Regions from separate parts of the Homo sapiens genome. Here region 2 is linked to region 1. Evidence: read pairs that join two places in POLR2A ChIA-PET (ENCODE). Cell type or tissue: OCI-LY7. All regions are shown on one strand. Links, peaks and the distances in the headings refer to the core of each region. The heading gives the core; the rest is flanking DNA. Region 1 overlaps GNAS (GNAS complex locus). Region 2 has its middle 32 kb from the start of MIR298.

Evidence for each region. ChIA-PET counts read pairs that join two places held together with the same protein. Peaks named below come from ENCODE experiments on the same cell type or tissue, not always from the same donor. Only the 100,000 strongest peaks of a DNase experiment are listed, where the experiment ranks them.
Region 2: POLR2A ChIA-PET joins it to region 1 with 5 read pairs; 6 of 35 experiments call an interaction of 5 or more read pairs at or near these places.

What each region holds. Positions count from the first base shown.
Region 1 is chr20:58,904,464-58,909,806 of GRCh38, reverse strand. It overlaps GNAS (GNAS complex locus), which reads right to left. Exons shown (of 13, transcript NM_000516.7): 6 at 4,327-4,424; 7 at 591-645; 8 at 384-457; 9 at 228-286; 10 at 3-123. Among named protein-coding and RNA genes, the nearest start is that of GNAS, 16 kb to the right of the region's middle. RefSeq lists an enhancer at 1,685-2,164. In OCI-LY7, for the core only: no CTCF peak of the experiment used is centred there; DNase peaks (open chromatin) are centred at 1,406, 1,826 and 2,767; H3K4me3 peaks cover 1,865 bases; H3K27ac peaks cover 3,280 bases.
Region 2 is chr20:58,847,052-58,854,144 of GRCh38, reverse strand. It overlaps GNAS-AS1 and a transcript of GNAS not described here. Among named protein-coding and RNA genes, the nearest start is that of MIR298, 32 kb to the right of the region's middle. RefSeq lists an enhancer at 1,488-1,587. In OCI-LY7, for the core only: CTCF peaks have their summits at 3,237 (motif pointing right) and 5,056 (motif pointing right); a DNase peak (open chromatin) is centred at 3,184; H3K4me3 peaks cover 2,348 bases.

The DNA of each region.
Region 1 (5,343 bases), core at 1-4,000:
ACCTGTTGTTCCAGATGCTCTTGAAGAGGTTCAGAGCCTCCTGCAGGCGGTTGGTCTGGTTGTCCTCCCGGATGACCATGTTGTAGCTGCTGCTGGCCACCACGAAGATGATGGCAGTCACATCTTAACCAAAGAGAGCAAAGCCAAGAGCGTGAGCAGCGACCCTGATCCCTAACAACACAGAAGCAAAGCGTTCTTTACGAACAGCCAAGCCCACAGCATCCTACCGTTGAAGCACTGGATCCACTTGCGGCGTTCATCGCGCTGGCCACCCACGTCAAACATGCTGGTGGGGAGGAGGACAGCTGGTTATTCCAGAGGGACTGGGGTGAATGTCAAGAAACCATGATCTCTGTTATATAAAAAGGTAACAGTTGGCTTACTGGAAGTTGACTTTGTCCACCTGGAACTTGGTCTCAAAGATTCCAGAAGTCAGGACACGGCAGCGAAGCAGGTCCTGAAACAAAATTGAGGTCAATGGATCTCACCAAAGCCAACCGAAACAGTAATAATTGCCAATCTAAAGCAAAGGTCTGGAGTAGTTTGGAAAGAGGGCTCAGAGTCCTCTGGTGGGGAGGGGTTTTGCACACCTGATCGCTCGGCACATAGTCAGCCTGCTTGATCACGTCGATCTTGTCCAGGAAGCTGGGAGAAAAAGAAAGACACGTGGGGTGTTCACAGCGCTCACATCAATTTGCCAACTATTTGTGTCTCTCTACAAGGTCAGGCTCAACGGAAGTGACCGTCCCACAGTTATGCAGCACTAAGTCAATGGCACATTTGCTTGTGTGTTGGTTACATTTGTAACTCAAAGCTGATGCCTTAAGAAGGTTAGGGCAAACAGGATTTAAGATAAATAATTTTAGGAATCAGGGAACTCTAGATGCGTCTAGCAGCTAGCCTGTGGCCTCGACGCAGTGGGGCCACACAAACAGCACAGCACGGTGGTGGGGCTTTGTTCTTCGTGTTTATTTTTATTTTTTCTATTTTTCTTTTTTATTCTTTACTTAGCTTCTTTATTCCTGTTGCTCTCTGGCAATATTCTTGATTTTTAGAAGGTTTTATGCATATCAACCAGTAGAGAAAGGACCCCAAAACCAGGCTGGCCTATCACATTCTGTGCCATTTGGTAATGCCTGACAAAAACATTTTAATTTTCAAATTGCTTGATTAAAATGGCAAACAGTTTGAAAATTGTATACCTCTATATCATTCAGTTAAAAAACAATAAAGTGACATTCTTAAAAACATCAAGGACTTTCCCCTCAAGGGCACACGAGATTGTTTTAGTTACTGAGAATCTGTATCCCTTCCTTTTTACTTTTTAAGAATCTCATTGATTAAAGAGAACAAAAGAGGTTGGCACAAAGGGGCCCTTCTCGCCCTAGCCATCCTGAACAGGAAACAAACACAAAGTTCTCTTCCGTTCTGTTTGGTCCATGAAATAGAACACTCCAGATATTACGCTTTTCATTAAAAAAAGCATCTTGTTTGTGTTGCTTGACTAGACACACAGGAAAATTTACTTTTGAAAGATTGGGGTAATTAATATGGAAAATTAATGTTAAAACCAGTTATTTTTTGGAGGGAGGGGCATGTAGAGATTGGAATTGTTTTAAAGCGGGCTAACGAGAAAAGAAAATCATAAAGAGAGAAAAGTTTATTTAAAGAAACTGCCTAAGTTTTCTGTTCCCCTCTTCCTTTTTACTAGTTCAGAGTTAGTCTGGCTTAGAGGATATACTAACTTGCCCAATCAATCTTACATTACAGCACCAGTCCAGAAATAGCTCCCCAGCCGCCCTGGCCTCCAGCATGTTACCATGGCAACAGAACCACAGTTCTATAAATAGATCATCAGCACCAAATCTTGTGAGAGAGACATCTGGAGTGGAGCCAGCCAAACCCCAGCTCAACAAATAAAAATAGACAGCTTAAGAAATGGGCACACTACCAGTATCTGAACTTTAACATAAAGGCAGTTCAACCAGAAACGTGCCGGCCACGGCAGATGCAGGGCTGTTTGAGCCACGGGTGAGGGAGGACATTTTAAAAGTTTTAAGCTGCGTTGTTCTCTTTTTCTCTGAGTTTCCTTAAAACTTTTCATGATCTATACAAATGGTGCGTTTTCAGACAAAGTTTCAGGAGTAATTAAGTGTTGCTTAAAAAAACCCCAAAAACTTCTAAATGATTTGAGAGAGAAAACGAAACCCGACAAAATTCAACAATCTGGCTAAGCTACTGTTAATTAACGAAACTGGGTCTCCCTGCCCCCCCAGCATTCAAAACTGGGGTGGTTAAACTCTCTTAATCTTGTACCTGTACTTAACTTCTGACTTGGATCCAAAATACAAAATGCAAACAATTCCAGGATTTCCATTTGTTTTGCGTTACTATAATTAGCGCTTCCAGCTTTTGGTTCGAACTTTTGAGAAAATCAGGGACTTTGTTGAAGAAGGAGTGGGGGCTGGGGGCCATAGGGACCAGCCAAGATGGACTGTTTTTTTCTGTTCCTTGAAAAAATATACACATTTGCTTGTATATTAAACCGTGGAATATCTATGTATGTGGCAATTGAAAATAAAGGAATTTCCTATGGGAAGGCAGGGCTGGGGTTGATAGATTGCGCAGACCCTAACAGAGGCTTATATGATTTATAGATGAACAGTATTACCTCTTCCTCCCTCCTGTTTATTCAGGTGGTTTTCACAATCAGTTCCTTGGGCTTGAGGCTACTAAGTAAAGCAATCTTAGCCCTTGGTGAGTCAGCCTGGCACCTTGGTTCTGATTAGCTAATACTTCCTATAGCAAAATCAGTTCCGAGTTTCAGCTACTTGTAATAAGGATGGCTAAAACATCAAACCTCTACTAGACTCCCCTGCCCCAAGTCACAGGACACTCCTACTTCAGAATATCATTAACTGAGACTGCTTTGTGCATTTCTGCAGCATCAACAAACAGAAGATATCTTTACATTTTTGGCTGGGCACGGTGGCTCATGCCTGTAATCCCAGCACTTTGGGAGGCCGAGGCAGGTGGATCACAAGGTCAGGAGTTCGAGACCAGCCTGGCCAATATGGTGAAACCCCATCTCTACTAAAAATACAAAAATTAGCTGGTTGTGGCGGCAGGCACCTGTAGTCCCAGCTACTCGGGAGGCTGAGGCAGGAGAATCACTTGAACCCAGGAGGCAGAGGTTGCAGTGAGCCAAGGTCGCACCACTGCACTCCAGCCTGGGTGACAGAGTGAGACTCCGTTTCAAAAAAATAATAATAATGTTTACATATTTTTTAAATAACCCTGACCACCACATGCTTGCTATATCATGTGCAAGATGAGGGAAGCCATAAACTATTTCAAAGGCAACTTTCTAGCTATCGGGTACGATGTCCTCTGGGAGAGACCATGGTGGGTGACAGGGACAGAGGGCGATCCCTGAGGCAATGGTAAGTCAGGTGTTAGGCAGCAAGGGAAGCAGCCTGGGCATCAGGTAGAGTTGTGCAATAAAGTCTGTGTTTTAAGTTCCCCCTTCTTCATTTGCCAACACACCAACCAGGTGAGCCCACCTTTATGAGTGACTTTGGAGAAAGATGCTTTTCCCATTGCTACTGCAGGCCTTAACCTGTCCTCCTCGCAGGTAGTAATTTGTTTTATTTGAAAATAACCCCACCACGGTATTGTACTGCTTAGGTGTACAGTTTAGGATTTAAAATCCATTGACCACTTACCATCCTTGAATCAAGACCCGGTGAGAAGGAATAAATAAGGATATGAAATAGAGTTCAAAAGTCAAGACAACACAAAAACAAACTCTACCTAGAGTCACTAGGATCTAGTAACACTAGGCAGCTACTAGAGTCGCTTACCTGAGAGCAGAAATAGATCAATCAACAACTACCAAGGAGAGAGGAGGCGTAGCTATGTCTTCACCATTCCTCTTTGTTATGTTTTAAAATTACAGCAATAAAATATAGTATTTTTACATTATTCAAAATGTGAGCACAGCCCTATTTCCCTAAATGCTTAGGGTCAATTCAATTAATTACTTCCTACTAATTAGGAATACTATGAAACTCATCATCATTTTGCTCTAACAGGCTTTAAATGTTTATGTAAAATAATGTCGCTGCACTAAAAGAAAAAAAATGCAATTAAGGACTTTATAAATAAACAATTGAATCAGATTAGAACTTTCTGCCAGTGGGGTAACTGGTTGGCTTCTAAGAAAGGAATCATCAACAAGTAACTTTCAAAGCAGGATCACAGGTTTTCATGTTTTCTTGTTTTTGTCTGTTTTATGTGCTGATGGGTTGGGTGGCGGTTACTTACTACTGGGCACAGTCAATCAGCTGGTACTCGTTGGAGCGTTCGTAGCAGGCACGCACTCCTTCATCCTCCCACAGAGCCTTGGCATGCTCATAGAATTCCTGAAAGTGAACACAAGAAAGTTTAGAGAAAGGCAAGAGCTTGAACTAATCAACAACACTGTCATTCAAACCCTGAGACCAGAGTTCCCTATGTGACCGACACTTGGTGTGATTTTGAATTTTGAGCCCAATTAATGAATTAATGCTCACAAAGAACTTTAATTCAACACGTTAAACATATTCAAAAGTTCACGCAATTAGCTGCTGGGTCTTATTGTGAATTACTGGTTTTGGGTAGTTTCTTTTCTCGTGTGTAGGGGGAATGGGGTAAGCTACTGAGTAATTTAGTTTCTTCACAGAATTGTTTAGGAAGAATATACACTAAATGTGTTAGAATATGCCAATAAATGGTTCAATGTTGTGAAAATAAGAAACTTCATTTGTAAGATGTGCTGGGACTAAATTTTCCTCCTGGGAAAATGTGAATCTTACCAAAAAAAATGATGATGGGGGACTTGTAGGTAGGAACATAAAAGTTCAGATGTTAGTAGGACTAATAAAAAGTTATTGTTCTGATACATTTTTAATAGGCTGCTGTTTCCTTTTCCTATTAAATATAGAATCATATTTCAAGAAAGTCAGTGGGTTATATTATACATATTGTGTTTATTGCTTTTTTTTCAAAATAATGCTATTTAAAAAGTTTAGCTATCCATACTAACTATATACCACTAAATTTCTCCAATTTAAGTTTGCAGCCAAGTCCATCTAAAATATACAAACACAAATTCCCACGAAAGCCTGACAAAAGGCAACAATAACTCATTGTTTTAGCTGTAGACAAGTCTCTTCCCTGTGGGTCTTACAAACGCATACATCTTTCCATCTCGTTTCCCGTTCCCCGCTTATAAGCCATTCTCCCCACGAAGGGGCCTAAACTTATATGCTTGGGCTTGAACAGTTTTTTGTTCCCTAAAAG
Region 2 (7,093 bases), core at 1,319-5,318, 57 kb after region 1:
AGAAGGAGGTCTGACAGCCTCTTGGGATGGGCTGCCGATGGCGCCTGGGACCCAGAGGGGAGGCGCGTTCGCGGCGGGAGTGAGGCGGACCGCACTCGAGGCCGCGACTGCCGCGAACTGGCTGCTGCCGTCGACTTGTGCGATAACTCGGGAAAGCCCCGGGGGTGGGCTGTCGTCCCCAAATCCTTCTCCATCAAGCTCAAATGGCATAGTCTCCTCAGGGGGAGGGCTGTAGCCTCCTCTGGAGCCAGCCTTTGCAGGCCTGAGGGCTTGGGGCTCCTCGGGAGGAGCTCCGGGGACCCCTGCAGCACCTGGGCCTCCTGGAGCAAGGTCTGGGACCTGTAAGAGAAGTTGACTGCAGCCTCTCTGGGCAGGCTGGTCAAACTCAAAGGGCATAGCTTCTTCTGGTGGAGGGCTGTATCCTCCCAGGCCTGGTCTGGCACCACTGAAGGCTCCGGGCTCCATGAGTGCTGGGCCGAAGGCCTCAAGGCCTGCATGGACCCCACTGGGGAATCCAGGCTGCTCCAGTGTAGGCCAGAAGCCTCCCAAGCTGGGCTGTTCAGCCTCGAAGGGCATTGCTTCCTCAGGAGGTGGGCTGTAGCTTCCATGGGCTCCAGCTTCCCTGAATGCCGGGTTGAGGACCTGAAAGTTGGGTCTGGAGACCTCTGGGGGTCCACAGGCCTCGCCATCATTCTCGACGGGGATGGGCTCGTTGTGAGGCGGTTCGGTCTCCATCTCTTCGGCTGGGCTAGGCCCAGCACCGGGGGCAGCTGCCCCTGGGGCCTCCAAAGGTGGTTGCTCGGGCTGTTCCCCGATTTCAGGGGGGATATCGCGTTGTCCTGACATATTATTGCCGTAGAGGCAGTTGCGCACGCCCATAACACGGTGGCGGCCTCTCAAAATAAGTTTGGGGCTCCGTAAGATGGAGCACCCAACCGAACTAGGGTGAAAAAATTATTATTATTATTTTAAAATCAAAGTACCAGCTGGAAAGTTCACCGGCCTCACTTTCCAACCCTTGTGAGGTTGGGGGGTTCAAGGCCTGGAAGGAACCCTAGACTGAGGCTGAAGCAACTCAATTGTTGCTGGTGGAGTCTTGGCTCCTTCCTGGCCACTTTTCATGCCCCCAGGCTGCCCCCCAGCCCCTCTTCCTTGGTCTATCCTTACGCCCTCCTCTCTCTTTCTTTTTGCTCCAGGCCAGTCCCGCCTGCTTGGATCTGACGAGCGTGCCGATTCGGTCCGAAAATCGCCAGTAGCGCTCTCTCTCTGCCACCAGAGGACGCCGGTTCCAGTGCCGAGCTGGCTCCGGCTCCAGGAGCCTGCTCCTGGCGCCAGGGGCCCGGGACTTTGGGTAAGGGGGCTGGTGAGCGCAGGCCTCGCAGGGACGTTTTGGCTCCTTCCACTCCTCTCCCTGACTGATTTGGAGTCTTTCTCCTCGCTTCTCCGCTGGCCAGAGAAAGCGCTCCTGCGTTGCGGGACACGTGACGCAAGACGTGGGCCTCGGAACGCTGGAGTACAGGAGCTGAAACCCTCCCTCCCCAACCCAACCGACTCCTCGGGGGAGGGGGGACTGAAGAAGGATTTCATCACCCCAGGATACCCCTGAAACTCTGAGTCATAGCCCCCAGCCTCCAGGCAGCCCCGGATCTCAAGCCCCTAGTCCGGAGCGCAAGGCTTTTGGTGCCTGGGAAGGGGCGCAGGCACGCGTAGGGATGCGACAGGTGGTCGTGAGCCCACCAAAGAAGCAGAGAGAGGCGAGGGAGAGGGGATGCCGAGTATGCAAGCACGCAATTTGTTTTTTAAATGCCTTGGGTGTACTTTTTGCTGCTTTTGTTTGTCACTTGCTGAGGTTGGCTCCGGTAAAGCACTTTAACAGCCCCCACCCCCATCACACTCTAGGGGTCTCCGCAGTGGCCCACAGCGGCGCAAGCAGGGTGCTCTCTTGTTTATGTGGATGGTGACGCAGGGGAATAAGAAGGTCTCGGGTGCGTACCACCAAGAGCAAAGCCCCCTAGGGAGTAGCTGCGGCGGCACCAAGAGAGGGGTGGGGGGCGTGCTGCGCAGAGGAGGACCTCACAAAGCGGCCTCAGAGTTTCGCAGGTCCTGCTGTTCTAGGGAAGGGTTAAAGGGGATTTTGGTTGGGGTTTAATGCCGGTTTAGGGTGGTTTCGAGACTGGACAACGCTGTGCGCACTGAACCCACAGATAAATACCATGCCGCGCGGCAACCGGAGCTGAGGTGCGCTGCTCGCTGCTTCGGGCACCGGCCGCAGCGCTGGTCAGTCAGCTCCTTTAGCCCCACTACAGCCTGCCTCCAGCACCCTTCTAGCCCCTCTCCTCTCGCTCTGGGTATCTTAGGGTAGTCGCTTTACTTTTCTACTGCTAGAGCCCACTGAGGCGGCACTGAGCCCGCCAACCGGCCACAAACCCGGCGGTTGCCCGCGCAGCTGCGCTCCCGCTACCATGCTGCGGTGAGCTCAGAGCTAGCCAAAGGTAAATGCCCACACCACCTGGTGGCCTTGATGTGTGCACATGCTATGCTCTGGTCTGGGGTCTGCAGAGGGATTGGAACCCGGGAGAAAAGCTGCTGTAAGGGGGTCACATAAAACTCGGCAGGTGCGCATCAGGTCGGTCTCACCAGTGAGACAGATTGGCGAGCCACGTCTAGGCACAGAGCAACTGGGCAGGAGGCAGGGGGTCATCTGACCTGCAGAACCCTGGGGGAGGGGAGGCTGGATGAGTTACACAGGGCGGGCTGCAGCAAGCAGGGCGCACGGCACGGGCTGCTGTATAAGAGCTGCAGGCGGGCGAACCACCGCAAGTTGCGATCCCGTTTAGTCTAATGCATCCCTCTTAGAGCCAGGGTACCACAGGCACCGTGCATCCTTGCACCCCTGCATCCACCATCCATGTGGCCACGCAGCACGGAAGGAGGCGAACACAGTTGGACCCTGGGAAACGTTTGGGATCCCCCAAAGATATATCGCTTTAGCTCTATGGGTCTACACACTTCCAGATGTCAACACTGAACTTTGATTCAAACTTTGGCCAACTACACCCACGCAAGACGGCTTAACCACTTGAGCATCCACTGAATGGCCCAACTGGGTCCCAACACCAACTCACTCCCCTCCGACCCCAGCGCCGGGTCAGCCATTGGGCAGGGGTCATGCCAATCAAGGCTGCCTGGCGAATGAGCAGGGGGCGTCAGACCGGAAACCGGATATGGGTGGGAGGTCCAATAGGGGGCGCCGCGTTGGAACGCCCGAAGAGGTGCTGCTGGGGTGGTTGGAAGCCGGTGGGGGGCGGGTGTATGGCGGCTAGGCCTGGAAGACCACGAGGACCGCTAGCGCCGTGGGGTCACTCTTCCTCATGCCACAGGTTGCCGAGCCTCGGGGGAGAGGTGGGGTCCCAGGGGCCAACCCTTGGGTGTGTTGATGGCGGCAGGCTAACCCAGCCAACGGGGTGCCACTGCCGGGCAAGGTGAGGAGCAAGAAGATTTCCAGGGCTGGGAGGTAGAGGGCCAGGACCCCAAGGAGAGGGCTTACTGCGAGGAGCAGCCCAGGATGGATAAGGAGTTGAGGCCCCAGGGATGCTGAGCCTGCACAAGTGGAAGGTCAGTAGACATTGGGGTTGGAGCCCCAGGGAGGCTGCCATGGGTGCTCCAAAGGGGTTGTTTGCTTTCGTCAGGCCTCGCGCTCACCCCCAAAGTACCATTTGTCGAGGAACGGGTTCAGGGTCTCTGTTCGACACCCTCATGGGTCTGTGGGACCCCTTTGTTCATTCTTTCTGATATCATGAGCTTTGCCAGGGGAGCACATGCATGGAGGTGACTAAAACAAATTTAACAAGTTAGACAAATACCAGTTCCTCATCCTGGAGAGTAGAGCAGCATACAAATGGAAGAAAAGAACTCCACCTGGGGGGACCTTGAAAGTCTTGCTGGAGAAAATGACTTTTTATATGGGCCTCCAAGGAAGGATAGACGCCTTGGCTATGAATAGAAGGTGGTAGTGGGGGATGGGAGACGGTTTGCCCACCACGAACAAAGGATTTAATGGTAGGAAACATGGGGCGTGGCTGGGTAAACACAACTGGCCACCTTGGCTGGCTCTTGGGGAGCAGGGGGAGAAAAGTTAGGAGAAATTAGATAGAATCTCTCTGAGGATGCCATGGAGTATGAGGGCAAGCACTTTTGAGGCTATTTTGGCAGGAAACGGAAAGGATGTTGAAAGTTTTTTGTTCTGCAAGTGAGGATTTGAGCCTACTTTTAGGAAAAGCAGAAGCAGCATGGAGGATGATCCTGATCGAGAACAAAGGAAAGGGGTTATGCACAAAGGAGATGTTTAAAGGAGAGACCTAGCACGGTGAAGGAAGCAGGAAGGCTGAAGGACGGCACTCAAGAGGGGTCCCAAAGGATCCTCCTGGAGCAGCTCTTATGCTAGAAAGACACAAAAGATGGAGGAGCCAAAGTGTGGCACCCAGATGGATGGAACACTGGGAGTGGGACAGGGAAGTCAGTGGGAGGGGCTGGCAAGGTGGCAGTGCTGATTTGGTTTTAGACATGGCAGATTAAGGAACTTTGGGCAGTTGGGATGGAGATTTTTGCAGCCCATTTTCTGGGAGGAAAGGTCTGAAGTTCAGAAAAAGATAAAGATCACACATTCAAATTGGCAATCGTACTTACAAAGATGAATTTATGGAGTCAGAGAAAACTCTTTAGGGGAGAAATACATTTGGTAATAGAATCTTGAACAATTGGCGCACTGGACAGGAAAAAGGGAGACAGTCCAGGAGTGAGTAGGGAGGACTCAGAAGGGAGAGATGGGAGCACACCAGAGGAAGGGGTTTCAGAACCACTCAGCACATCTCATCTAGACTTGGTGTTTTAGCCTCTGCACTGGTGGTATTTGGGGCCAGGCAATTCTTTGTTGTGGTGACTGCCCTGTGCATTGTAGGATGTTGAGCAGCATCCCTAGCCTCTACCCACTAGATGCCAGTAGCATCCCCTTAGTTTTAACAACCAAAAATGTCTCCAGACTTTGCTAAATGTCCTCTGGGGGGCAAAATCTCCCCCAGTTGAAAATCACCACTATAAGCTGAGAAAGGACCCTTAGATTTAAATAGGAATTGCCTTAATTTAAAGATAAATTAAGACTAGGAAGAATAAATCCCAGTATTTAACCCTGATATTCCCCCTTTTTTCCACTCCTGTTATTTCTCTGTAGTGACTGGCTACCAGACTCTGAAAAACCTAAGTCCTTTAGGTGAGTGGAGCTAAGAGCTGAAACATCAGTAATGGGGTCAGGGACCCCAGAAGTGTGGCCAAATGTTCGAGGAGTTGACCCACCTGTGGCACCTGCAAGGCCACAGGGACCTGAGGAATCCGGTATAGTAAGAGCTGGGGGTGATCGGCTAGTGGGTTTACTGGGGTCCACCTTGATTGGCCTGATTGGTTGGCTTGTCTGGTGATCCTCCTGAAGGCTGATAATTTTGCTAGCTCAAGACAGAAACATGGCCTTGATCTGGAGGGAGATGGCCAGTGCTGGATGTTAGTGGGCAGCATCGTCTGGGGCCTAACCTTGCCGGGGCTTTTTTAGGATCTGCCATTATAATTGTATAATAGCAAAGTACCTTAAACATAGCTTTCCAGTGCTGGATGGATTGCCATCATGGGAAAAGATAAATATGTGATAGGACTGAGGAAGGAAAGTCTATTAATGTGTTTATGCAGCTAAGGAAGAGGAAGTCAGGAGAGGCTGGTGCCTGAAAAAAAAGGCCGAGTTGGGATGGATAGACGCTGTGTGCCAGGGTCTTGACCCCTGTCATGAGGGGCTGTGTGCTGGAGTGTAGGGCTGCAGTGAGATGATGTGTCAAGTAGGGGAGGACAGGATTGGCTGTCGAAACCCAGGGATGGTTTACTTGAAAATTGTGTATACTTGGCTACTTAAAAATAATAGCGTCTGCACTTGATGTACTAAGAAAGGCATGGGAAGAATTTCTCATGCTTCCATTAAACTCTGCATGTCTGAGGAAAGCCAAATGGCCCAGGTGCCACAGGTGGCAAACAGTGGCGTTTTGAAAATATGGAACCCCCAATAGAAAGAATGTGTGTATTTCTTTACCATTGACTCTCTGAACAGCACCATTACAGCCCCGTTCCTTGGAAGCCGCACGTGATGCCCTGGGCCTCCCAAACAGTCTCACCTCTCTATTGATGCTTTCATGGCATATGTATTCAACGAGTAATTGTGTTTCTACTTACATTCTGGGATTCTTACTCATTACCAAAAGCATAAGGCATATCTCAAGTTTAGGTAGCTACCTGTCAGCTTTCTGGGTTTATCCCTGTAGCCAACAAAGAGAAGGCAAAGTAGAGAGAGGGAAGGGAGGTGGGTGAAAGGGAAGGGAACAGAAACCACGAAAAACAGTATTTTTTTGGTAGTCATTTTCCTTTTGGTCTGCGGCTTTGCAGGGAGGAGGTGGGTGGTGAAGTTTGCAGAAGTGCCTTCTCTGCAGCCCATTCATGTCATTGGTTGTCAGTGGGTTTCTTTCAATTGAGGAAAAAGTAAAAGCAGAAAGAGAAGGTAGAAAAGAATTTAGGCAACTATGAAGCTTCTCAGCCTCCCAGTGACAAATGTTTTCTGAGTGCTGAGTGAGTAGTAATAGACTTTGAAGCTGTACAATTAATTACTTTTCAATCAAGACTTGCTGCTGCCATCCTTTTCCCTTCAGACTCTCCTCTGCCCGCCTTGGCCGGTGGAGGCAGCAGCATACTGCTATCTGCAGAGGGGTCTGCGTGGCCAGGCTGTTTGAAGCAAATGCCAGCTAAAGGAAAAAAGCCTCAAATGGATGAGGCAAGATACCAGGTTAGAGGCAGATGCAAGGCTGATATTAGAGGTAGTGGAAAAAGTCTTTATGAAAATACTTGATATGCTCAGATTAAAAAGCCCCCATCGTGAGTTCAGACCCCTTCACTCAGCTAATTAGCTGTAGCTCAGCAACCTTCTCAAAAGGTGCCCCAAATTCTGTTTCAGCCAAGGCATGCCACTGTCCTCTGACCACCTGTGCTTGAACAGTGGGTCCAGACATTT